Linked DNA regions of Homo sapiens: region 2 is linked to region 1. A link is an interaction called in ENCODE POLR2A ChIA-PET data of the cell type or tissue named here. Cell type or tissue: MCF 10A. All regions are shown on one strand. Links, peaks and the distances in the headings refer to the core of each region. The heading gives the core; the rest is flanking DNA.

Region 1 (6,358 bases), core at 1,371-5,370:
TGCAGATCAACATTACAATTCGCAAGTATTGAGCATTTAATGACCTCCATTTCTAGAATCCACTTCTTAGAAGATGCCACCAGTTCATATTGACCCATTATACATGAAACTTCTGCCTGTAGGATTGCAGTTGACAAAGCCTGAAAGACCACATTCTAGAAGGTACTGCTAAGCTTCATTTGTCCTTACCATAGCTGACTGCCATCAAATTGCCATCCAGAACTGCTTTTGGGAAGCAGTTCCTCCGCAATCTTTTCAACAGATTCCCTGTTTTAACATCCACCTGTGTTACTGAAGAACAGTCTGACCCGGATTGAGCCATGGAGCAAATAATAACACTAACTGCAGCTCCAGACAGAAAAAAAAATAGGAGTTCATTTTCCAGACTCTTGTGGGAATACAGAGCATGTCTGCTGAAACCGAATCCAAGAGTTCAATGATACTGTAGACTCAAGTATTTCTTTAAATTCCACGTAATAGCTTTTCCGTTCTTGGTGTTTTATAACACACTTCTGAGCCATGATTCAGAAAGTGAGGGAAATTCTCTGTCTTTCTCTCTCTCTCTCAAGTTGAGTTATATAAAAATTACAATTGTAAGGTGAAGCTCTAACAGAAGGCCACAGGAGTTGCTATATGTACTGTTCTCACTGACCCATCACTGCAACTTAAGTCAGTTCATGTGGACTTTCTTTGAGGGAACGCCATTTCTTTAGGCATTAAATCTAAACTTCTTTCCTTTGGGTTTTGTTTTGCTTCATTTTTGCCAGACTCTACAATCCGCCCTAGAAAGCCTGAGTATTACATCTTCATTCTGTCATTTTCAACCCTGTTTTCTCTCTTGACAAGGATAGACATGTTATTTTGCTGATATCACTGTTGAGTTGTATGAGGCCTTCTCCCTTTATGCAGGGGCCACCAGAGTAATCAGTTTTATGTAGCTGCCACTTCATACTACTGTATCCTAACAGCAGACATGCTAGCAATTCTCTTCAGTTTAATTCAATAAATTGGCCACATGGGTCTATTTATTAGCTGATATTGGCCTCCAACATCTAATATAACAAATATTACCGAAAAGAAATAGGGTTGAAACTATACCTAAGATTACAGAGGGAAATAGTCAAGCATCTGAGGAAAAGATCTTGTTTTTCCCTGCTATTAAAAAACTTAACTGTAAAAAACACTGTATGTAGTTCTATAGACGGCATGCATCATCAGGCTGTGAGTACAGACACGGAGATGGTTCCTTTAAATAAACACAGGTGTCAGGACGCTTAAGCATGTAAATGGAGGTCACACCTTATTTTTTCTGTAAGCTTAAAGTCTTAAAAAGTCGTGGTCTGGATCAACAGGAGCAGGGGCTGTATCAAGGCATGGTCCATTCCCTGCTCCGCATTTGGCTGGGAAAGACTTGGTCCTTGGCTGGATCTAAAAAGTGCCCTAAAAAAAAAAGCCCTACTTTATAGCAGTGAATAGTAAACTGGAGATAGCATGTTGGAATACAAGTCTTGAGAGAAGGTGGAATCCTCTATGAAAAAGAGAGAGCCTCAGAGAGGGGAGACAAGAACCCAAGAATCACAAATGTTTTGTTTCTCTGCAAGAAAGAATGCCAAGGTGCAAGACTATCCCGTTCTCTTATTCCAAGCTGCCCTCATGTAATGAATGCTCTCAGCCACTCACTCGAATACGTTTCTTTTGAAATTAGAAGTAAAACCTAACACTTATGTTGCCAACTTAAAGAGGTTTGGTTGTATTTAAGAGCACACGGATATTAGCCTCCAACAGTTTTAAAGAAGCTAAGAACTGACATTTATCCAGGACCCACTATGTGCCAGGGCTACCTACCATGTTTCCTCATTTGAATTCCATAACCACCCATGGTGGTGTGCATTATTATGTTTACTTTATAAATGTGAAAGTTGGAGCCCAAAGATGAGGAGTAATTTGTTCAAGGCCACACTGTCTAGAACATGGAGCAACCAGGCCTGTCCAATTCCAAAAGCCACGTTCTATCTCAAAAGCTTCTTTTAGAATATTTGATACAGTCCTCATAGAGATTTATGAAATAGAATTTTATCTTGAGAAACTAAGAAACACAGAAGAGAAGCTTTCCTCATCACTACATCTGGATCCAATAAACTTAAAAATATTTTTTTAAGATACATTACATTTGGTTTCTTTCTCTTTTTAAATTTGTAGTCCAAATTATCCCCATCCTCTCAGCAAAATGAAATAGTAACCTCTATGATAAATTATGAGATTATCTATAATGTGAAATCATCATGAAGTCCAAAGAGAAAAGAAATGAAACAACTATTATGTTTTAAAACTTGAAATATTCAAGAAGGATACATATAGAATATACATTTTTAAAAAATTAATTTTTTAATTAACAAAAATTGTGTATGTTTATGGCATGCAGCATTATGCTTTGAAATATGTATACATTGTGGAATGGCTGAATCAGGCATATGGCTTACCTCATATACTGATCATTTATTTGTGGTGAGAACACGTAAAAATATACTCCTTTAGTTTTTGAGTATACGAAGCACTGTTATTACATATAGAGAACAGAATATACTATAAACATTCATAAAGGGCAAGCTGAAAAAATTACATTCCTTTATTTCATGGTAGTTTTAAATTTTTATATTAAAAACTATTATATTAAAGCTTTAAAATAAAATGCTATATTACAAGGGTCTTTATGACTCAAAGAGAAACAAGGAAAATTAGAGTATATTTCATAAAATTTAAAGGAAAGCTCTTTTATTTGAAATATATAAGAAGAAAAACACATTATATTTCTTTAAGAGACTTTAGACCTTCCTCCTTGAGTTTTTGTTTTTCATGTGTCCACTTTTTAAATGTTTCCATTTCCTCCACACACATATTTCTGAAGAGTTATGAGCAGGAAGTTTTCTCACGTATTTTCCCAAGTAGAAAGGCCTCCAGCTGCACACAGACTTTCCCATTGCCCCAGTATTAAAGTTCTGGGTAAAATTTTAATTACTAATTTAGGAAAGATGAGACATTTTAAAATTTAATACAGTTTGCCCTTTTTACAGACCATGTAGAATAAAGCCTCAGTATGCTTGAAAAAATCTCTTAGCAACTGAGAGCGGAGCTGGCCAACAATGGATGATTCATTGATTTAGCTTGAGTGTGCAGGAATGTCTGCCAAAAGGTCTGAATAAACTCACATTGCTAGACACTATGGTAAAATGTACCCTGACCTCTTTTAAAACTCTATCAGAGCGGAAAGTTAAACTTGCAGCTTTCCAGCAATTCACTGGCATCTGGAAACACACTTGAATTATAATATCTTGCTTTTATAACAATCGATAGATTATTATTTTCACCTAATTAGACAATGGCTGCTACTAATTGGAGGTTTCTAAGGGGACACCACCGTGCTTTTAAGCACTAAAAATAATGGTTTCCTATTCAATTTAAATCTGAAAGGAGGCTTTTTGAAATCCCAAACTGAAAGAACTGATTGTTGGTTTTTGGTAATATTGACCCAAGGGTTATGAAACATTACCCTAAACAATAATTTGTGCATTTAAAATTGGTAAACATTATGTAACAGATATCCCATGTCTCTAAGTTTATGCATACATGTAAAGATTATATATACCAGGACATCCTAGCTTATATTTATATAAAATTCAAAAAGCTCGGCTCTTTTGGTTACATCTATCATTTGTCTCCTCAACATCCTTTTTAGGGGCAAGTATTATTTCTCCTGCTTTAGAACTGGAAGACCACGCATGTGGAATTTTAAATTGTTGGCTTGCATTCATAGGTATTCAAATCAAGTGCAGGCCCGGGCTTACAAATGGATATTCTAGTTTAAAATTGAGTATTAGACGCATTGCACTACTTTATCACTCACAACTTCAGCAGCTATAATAAAAATAATCCATGAAACCAAATCCTTGTTTCCCAGTGGTGAACAAAGATATACTTCCTGGTTTCTTTTGCCCTTCACAAATGTAAGCATAGAGCATGGAACGTTCTGCCTTGAAAGAGCTGTGCTTTTGTCTGCTTTACTTCTTCTTCCTCATCTTTCCCCTTACCTTTTTCTCCTTCTTCCTTTTTTTTTTTTTATCTTTTTGTGGTAAAATATTCAGGATTAACTGAACAATTCTCTGCTCCACCCCAGAGGTAACCATGTTTATCAATTTGAAGTACTCCTTTTCATATTGTTTTGTGGAGCATTTCCATGATTAAATGAACACATAAAGGTATATCATTTTGATTTACATGTTTTCCCTGTTTAATATATTATCACATATTGTTCTATAACTTACTTTACAAAAAAAGTACTTCTTGGAAATCTTTTCATACCTGTACATTTGAATCCATTTCATTTTTAAAATTGCTAAAAAGTATGTCACAGTGTTAGCTTACTTTCTGAAATGGGGCAAGTTATACACATCCACTAAAAATACAGCTGTTCTTCCAGAATAACCTAGATGGTCATATAGAACAAAACAGCATATGGAAAAGTACAAATGAGTGAAGAAATTTAGCCTATTTTTTTTAACTTACTTCACTCTTGACAATTATATGTATCCAATAGCACCAGAGGCAATGAATGGGCTTGTTACACTGGATGCTAAAATCCAAGTAGTAAGACGAATATGATGGGGATCTTGCCAGAAAGGGGCCTTGTCACTTGGAGCAGAGGAGTAGAGAGCTTTATGGGTCAAAGCTGAATAGAACACACACGGTTCCTGCCCTCATGGGGGTAACAGTCTAACTCTTAAAGACCTTCCAACTTCACCCCTCCTTTCCATTCCCACAGTAACTGATAGTCTAGACCAAACTTGTCCAACCCACAACCTGCATGCCACATGCAGCCCAGGATGGCTTTGAATGCAGCCGAACACAAATTCACAAACTTTCTTAAAACATTATGAGATTTTTTTGATGATTTTTTTTTAGCTCACCAGCTATTGTTAGTCTTGGTACATTACATGTGTGGCCCAAGACAATTTTTCTTCTTCCAGTGTGCCCCAGGGAAGCCAAAAGATTGGACACCCCTGGTCCAGACTTTCCACATTTCTGGTGTGAACTATTGCAGGAACCCCTATGTGGTTTTCTTGAGTCTAGTGTCTTGAACTGCTAATCCACAGCAGAGATATTCCCAAAGAGAAAGATCTGATCATGTCACTGCCCAAATGAAACACCTTCATTATTTTCCCTTAAATGACAATACAGGACAAAGTGTAATCATCTCAACCTGACATTCACAGTCTAACTTCCCAATTTTTCTCCTGTTACTTTAAGTTCTAGTCACATCAAACTTCCTACTGGTCTGTGGAGATTCTACGTCACACTTCTATGCTTTTTCACATACTGCCTAAAACGTTGTTTACCTTTTTCCACCTGGATCTCCTGCTTGTTGCTCTACACCGGCTTCAACATTGCCTCTTTGGTAAAGGGCTACCTGACTTCCACAGCAGGGATTTACTTCTTCTGTGCTCCCAAAGCAGGTTGCATTCACCTCTATAATGGCATTTCATGCTGTTTCAGCATTATTTGTAATGCATATATAAGTTTTCAACTTTATTTATAAGAAATTGTACATATTAGTTAAAAATCAATTGTGAAGCACCTACCTATGCTAAAGTTTTTGTCAAATCTTAAGTTATCAGTCATAACTCATTGCTATACTAGTCCTCAGCCCTACTTGAGTTGTTGGACTGCAAGTTAATTGGGAAGATCCAAAGCCAATTGTAATCATAACAATTCTCCTTATGTATATATCAACAGAGATTATGAAATTATAGATTAGCTGAGCACAGTGGCTCAGGCCTGTAATCCCAGCACTTTGGGAGGCTGAGGCGGGAGGATCACTTGAGCCCAGGAGTTCAAGACCAGCCTGGGCAACATGGCACAACCCCATCTCTACAAAAAATACAAAAATTAGCCAGGCACACTGCCAAACACCTGTAGTCCCAGCTACACGGGAGGCCGAGGTGGGATAATCGCCTGAGCCTGGGAGGTGGAGACTGCAGTGAGCTGTGATCATGCCCCTATACTCCAGCCTCAGCAACAGAGTGAGACCCTTTCTCAAGGGAAAAAAAATAGATCTACAGAAATTTCCTTAAAATGTAATAATGTTTATCTCTTTTTGAGAAAAAGGAAATGAGGCCGGGCATGGTGGCCCATGCCTGTAATCCCAGCACTTTGGGAGGCTGAGGCGGGTGGATCACCTGAGTTTGGGAGTTTGAGACCAGCCTGACCAACATGAAGAAACCCCATCTCTACTAAAAATACAAAATTAGCTGGGCATGGTGGCACATGCCTGTAATCCCAGCTATTCAGGAGGCTGAGGCAGGAG
Region 2 (6,358 bases), core at 883-4,882, 210 kb after region 1:
TGAGAAAAAAGGGATCCCAAAGGAATGGAGGCTTATTGTGCAGATGAATACTGATTATGGCCATGTTCACAAAGTACACTGCAACACCTCAACAGTGTAAAATCTCACTAATACATACCCCACTAATTCAGCCTTCTCAACTCTCTGGAATATGTGGCCTTTTGGGTAAAGCCAGGGCTAAAATTCACTTTTGTGCTATCTCCAAAAATGAAGTTGGGCTAAACAAATAGAAAGGACAGGCTGCTATTAAAGTCACTGGGGAAGCCCGTGACTCTTTAAGTTCATAATCAGACATGATAGTATCCACCTCATTAAATGCCCCATTATGGGCAGGACCATCTCTCTGGCTCAGCTTGTTTCCTATTTGCTTCCTCTCGTGGTACCTTAGGTCTGCATCTATGACATTGACCTTGTTTCTCCTCTCCTCTTTTCTCTCTCTCTCTTTTTTTTTTTTTTTTTTTTTTTGAGACAGAGTCTTGCTCAGTCACCCAGGCTGGAGTGCAGTGGCGCTATCTCAGCTCACTGCAAGATCCGCCTCCCAGGTTCACACCATTCTCCTGCCTCAGCCTCCCGAGTAGCTGGGACTACAGGCACCTGCCACCACACCCGGCTAATTTTTTTTGTATTTTTAGTAGAGACAGGGTTTCACCATGTTAGCCAGTATGGTCTTGATCTCCTGACCTCGTGATCTACCCGCCTCAGCCTCCCAAAGTGCTGGGATTACAGGCGTGAGACACCACGCCCGGCTCTTTTCTCTTTTTATCTAAATTATTCATTCATCATTTATGCAATAGATATTGTGCTCCTTCTATAACTCAAGCATGTGCTAAATGCTGGAGTTACAACAAGTAAATACGGAACGTTTGCTCTCAGGGAGGTCATAGTCTAATGTGGAAAACTGATGATAAAGTGTGATGGACATGGAGACCCACATCCAAGCATGAAGTGATGCCTGAATGATGAGGCAGCTAAGACTCAGAGAAACTGAAGACTTTTTCCAAGTTCTCTCAGTTGGCTGATGACAGGGTTGGAACTGAAGAGATCAGTCAGAACAAAAGCCTGGTCTTCTGCCACTACCTCCTTGAGATTTCCCAGACTCCCACGTTTGGGGGCTTCTCCTCTTGTTCTTTCTATCCAGTTGCACGTAGTTCATACTCACTCTTTTCCTAGCACTGATCTATTCCTACCTCAGTAGAATTCACATTTATCACTAAAGCCAGGCATCTGCCCTACCTCCCTCTAAGGATTGATGTGCTGATAAATTGAGCTAATCAATGTAAAAGTACTTTAAGAAGTACACTGCAACACAAACCTAAGTCCCAAAACCACAATCTAATTAACATATTAATTTAATCAATGAATCAGTCAAAATATCAATCACAAATTAATGCTAGGTTCTGTGGGAGATAAGGCATGTCTTCATATACAGCATGGCCCCATCCCTAAAGGAATTTATGGATGAGTTGGTGGTAAAAAGTTAAAGAAGAAAGAAAGTAGGCATTTATTGAGTGCCTATCATGTAGTATGCACTGTGCTATCTGCTTTTCCTTATATTATCTCACAATAATCCTCACAACATTCTAGGAGGTAGTCATTATTTTCTTCAATGTTTGGATAGAATGTTTCGATAGAATGCCCTCCCCCAATGCCTCTCTGTTCGAGCACAACATGGCATAATAGCTAAAAAGCCTTGGATCAGGGCTCAAACTGAATTTGTATCCAGGCACTGCCAATTACTTTCTGTATACTCTGAGGAAATTGCTCAAATTTTCTGCACCTCAGTTATAAAATCAGGAAGATAAGAATAGTACCAATTGTATGCTTTGTTGTAAGGATAAGGTGACCATATATGTTGACGTATTTGCCACAGTGGCTGGTCCAGAGTAAGCACTAGATAAAAGCTAAGATATTATTATTACTATCCAGCTCCAACTCCTTTTTATCTGCAGTCTTCCCAGATCTCCTATCGAAATTAGTCTCTTTTACCTCTGTATCTTCACATTACTATAGGCATGCTTCTCATCATGTTCATATGTGTACCTGATTATTACTGCTTAGCACAGAAAAAATAATAAATGTAGGTGATTAGATGAATGTCTCCCAGAATGACATCACATGCTCATAGAAGGAAGGAAGTATTGTGTTTCTAGCTATAAGGCAGACAAAATGCCTGGATATTATAGATAAAGTATACTTTCAAATGCCTAGTCAACTCTCATGTAAATTGGAGAAACCCCCAAGGGGACACACACACACACACACACACACACACACACACACACACGAGGGATTGGAATCCAGCACGGTAAACAGGCACTAAAGCTACTGCTGCTCTGGAAAGTCTATCTTATTAACTTTGAGGCTCAGTTTAAAGGGCATTATGGAGAACAGGAGCCAAGGCTTAGTACCTTCAAAAAATGGAGAGTTGGAACTGAGACCCCTGCATAAAAGTGAGACTCACAAAGAAATATGTACTCAGTGAAAGGGTAGACTAGGAAAAAAAAAAAAAAGAAAAAAGGAAACCTGCTTATCTGCAATAAAGAAAAGCAGGGAAATATGTTGGCCTTGGCCTGGGCTCATAAGATGTTAAAATCACAGATACACCTCCCTAACCACAGGTTCAGGGTTTGAATTTATACTACCTACATGATCTTGGAAGTCTCAGTTGAAAAAATCAGTTTAAACTGGCCTCAGGTTGATACCACCCCAGGGTACCTGGCAGAAGCAGATCTTATCGGAGGGACAGCCACCCAGGCCTCATAGGAGTGTAACAAACAAAGCCCCACTGAATACGAGATCACAATTTGAAATTACAAACCATACTAGGAAACAAGCTACCATGAGTGAGAGCCAGCAGAAACCACAATGAACAGAATTAGACTTTACATAACAGTTATTCTATATAAATTGTTTTAAATTTAAAAGAAATATAAGAGAAATACGAATATGGAAAAGGAATAAATAACATATAAAAAGACCAAGGAGAATGAAGAAAGAACCAAATACTACTTACAGAAATCAAAATATACAATCATCAAAGTTAGAAACACAGCGAATGAGTCTAAGTAGAGAAGACACAGGTAAAGAGAGAATTAAGGAAATGGAAGATAAATGTGAAGAAATTACCCAGCAAAAGGGCAGAGGCACAAATAAATGAGAAACATGAGATGTTAAGGGGACAGGAAGAAAAAACCCAATGTGAAAAAGGCAATATTTAGAGATAATGTTTCCAGAATTAAGGATAAGAAGCTGATTAGTTTGATCTTTGAAACTACAGCACCTGGCAAGTGCCTGTTAGATGCCTAATAATGTTCTTTGAGTTGGATTGACACAAGTCCTTTAGCATTTGCTTGTCCTTTACTTCATATATTTATTCGTTTTAAAAAATATTCAGTAGAAATACAGAGGTGAACAAAACAAAGTTCTTCTTTGAGTTTGTGTTCTGGACAAAAATGACAAATAATAAACAAATTTACAAATTAAAATGAGATACTTTTGAATTATAAGAAGTGCTATGAAGGAAATAAAAGGGCTACTTAATAGCAACTTGGGAATAGGATTTCACTGAAGAAGTGAGACCTCAGTAAGAAGTGAAGTGAAAGTATTCCAAGTGAAGATACAGCACATACCAAGGCCCTGAGTGAGAAATCACTTGGTGTTTTTGAGAAAAAGAAGTCAATGGGTCTGGGCTGAGTGAGTGACATGGAGAGTGGTATAAGATGTGGTTGGAGAGTGGTATAAGATGTGGTTTGAGAGGTAGGCAAGAACAATGGGATTTTTTTTTATTTTTAAATAAATTTGAGAGCAACAGAAAGTCATTGGAGAGTTTCAGGCACAGGAGTGATGTGCTCTGTCACCCTGGCTACTCTGGAAATAGAATGTAGTGGGGGCAAGAATGGAAGCAGGGAGTCTAGTTAGTAACTTCAGTTGTCCATGCAAGAGACAACAGCAGCTTGGGCTAGGGTGATAGCCATGAGTATGGAGAGAAGTGTATGGATTTAGATATGTTTTGAAAATAGAAACATTGTATTTGATGGAGACAACAGAAAAGATGAAGGAAAGGGAAGGAGGGATCAAGTATCATTCCTGTTTTCTGGATTGAGCAGCTGGGCAAACAGTGGTGCCATTTTCCAAGATGAAGAATAGAAGAGTAACGCTTGGGTAGGGGTGGGATGGGAACATGAAATAGGAGTCCTGTTCTGGACATGTTAAGCTCAAGATGCCCATTAGATGTTCAGGTAGACAGCTGTATATGGCAATATGGATGACCTCAGGAAAATGAGCCCTAAACCAAGGAATGCTCATATTTTGAGACATGTGTTTCCTTCAAGATCCACCTGTGTCATAGGCTTGAACAGGGGTATGTGTAGGGGACTGAGCACTTCCAGCTACAGATTCTCTGGGAAAAGGGCCAGTGTAACTCTTGAGTTCAAGAAACGCTGCCTGTACCCCTGCCCAACTTAGAAGTGGAGCTTAGGTTCTTCCAGGCCTGCCTAACCCTGATGCTTTTGGTAGCTGATGTAGTTTTAAGCCAATGTGCTTTCTGAGGGATGCCAAAAGAATGAGTATGGAAAATGACTTGGTGACAAACCCAGGCAGCTCTTCTGTGGGGAAGGGTGGAGGAGTCCTCATGCAATCTGGCTCCCACCCATTCCCACCCACCAGCTGAGGGCATTGTATCCAAGAGATCCAAGGGAGTAGAGTCAAGAAGATGACGCATCAGGAGGTACAAAGAAAAAGGAGATCCCAGATGAGGTAATGACCAAAAAATGCCATAACCCATTACATAAGTGAAAGTGAAACCTGAGGAACAAATAAACAAAGGGTATCAGATTGATGTAAAAATACAAGAAGCTCACTCTGTGGTTGCTGACATACATCATTGTGGAAACAAAATCATGTCCAAAATGACTATGGTTAAACTTGGAACCACATGACAGGAGTTTTAGGAAGTTCCAAAAGAATCAAAAATAACTTGAACAAAGTAGCATTCTTCCCTGGGCTTATGGCTTTGAGAAAGGACAAGTGCCCCTCTGGAGAGAAGAACAACAGTCCACAGGGGACCAAGTGGCTCAAGGGAGTTCATGTGAATGAAGGAAACTACTGTCTTTGGAATGTATTGGAAAATTGTCTGACACCTGATATTAGTCAGGATTCAGTTCTCAAGTCCATTAGATTACAGTAGGATAGTTGTTGTTGTTGTTGTTTTCTCAGCTGAATATATATATTCAGACCCACTGCAATTTCTCTCCTTTCATTCCTCAAGAAAACCAAGAATGTGGCCAGGCATGGTTGTTCACGACTGTAATTCCTACCTTAGGAGGCTGTGGGTGGATTACTTGAGTCCAGGAGTTCGAGACCAGCCTGGCCAACATGGCGAAACCCTGTCTCTACTAAAAATACAAAAAATTAGTAGCAATAGTAGTAGTTCCCGCTACCTGGGAGGCTGAGGCACAAGAATCGCTTGAACCTGGGAGGTGGAGGTTGCAGTGAGCCAAGATCACGCCACTATACTCCAGCCTGGGTGACGAAGTGAGAGTCTGTCTCAAAAACAAAACACAAAACCCAAAAAACTAAGAATGTTACTTTACACTTGTACCTAATAACGCACTTTGCATTGGTCACTAGGAAACTCAGAACCAAATTTGTGGACTACCCTTAATGTACTAAGTACATAAAACTTTAGGTAGCATATATCTTGTGTGTTAACCTCATTACTGGCTTAATCTTATTTCTATACCCTATTTTTCTCTTATCCCCATTTTCTTTTCTTAAAAAATAGTGTATTGGACATATTATGTGTTTTGAAACAAAGTAGAATACAAATAAACAAATAAGTCGACTTTCTGTCCAAACAAGACAGCATGAAAAGCAGGAACTTGGTGGTGGTATGACGTTTCAATGAACCAAAGAGGCTCTGATTACCGTCTGTAGACACCCACGGCACAATTATTAAGTTCATTAGACAGAGAGGAATCTGGATTCAGCTGTGACAGGACAGCAAATTAAATATACATGGACAAAAGGAGGAGGCATTCAAGGTAAGATGTGCAGAGCCAACAAAAACAATCAAATGCGTAATTCTAACTCCTGTATGGGTTGATTTCCATGTGGGCCAGGGAAGCCTTCCAGGACAACCTCCTTTGGCCTGCCTGGGTGGTTACCTCTTATAGAAACTCAGCTGTATCTTGGGCATGGCTGGTCTGTCAGCTTTTACCCATGGGGAATAGCCAAACTCTTGTCTAGATGAGTGGGTTAAAAACCACCTCTGATCTCTGGAAAGGTTACTTTGCCTACCTTCTGGTCATTTATTTACATTTCGTAGTCTTCATTATTTATTTATTTATTTTTACAATTA

The links. ChIA-PET counts read pairs that join two places held together with the same protein. Peaks named below come from ENCODE experiments on the same cell type or tissue, not always from the same donor. Only the 100,000 strongest peaks of a DNase experiment are listed, where the experiment ranks them.
Region 2: POLR2A ChIA-PET joins it to region 1 with 5 read pairs; 3 of 35 experiments call an interaction of 5 or more read pairs at or near these places.

The regions. Positions count from the first base shown.
Region 1 is chr1:85,404,192-85,410,549 of GRCh38, forward strand. The region is part of intron 1 of DDAH1 (dimethylarginine dimethylaminohydrolase 1); the gene reads right to left. Among named protein-coding and RNA genes, the nearest start is that of DDAH1, 58 kb to the right of the region's middle. In MCF 10A, for the core only: no CTCF peak of the experiment used is centred there; a DNase peak (open chromatin) is centred at 3,160.
Region 2 is chr1:85,618,473-85,624,830 of GRCh38, forward strand. It overlaps LOC112268231 (a long non-coding RNA gene), which reads left to right and starts at 449. Exons shown (of 2, transcript XR_002958331.2): 1 at 449-6,358. It overlaps LOC107985057 (a long non-coding RNA gene), which reads right to left. Exons shown (of 2, transcript XR_001738127.2): 2 at 6,323-6,358. RefSeq lists an enhancer at 4,634-4,928. In MCF 10A, for the core only: no CTCF peak of the experiment used is centred there; no DNase peak of the experiment used is centred there.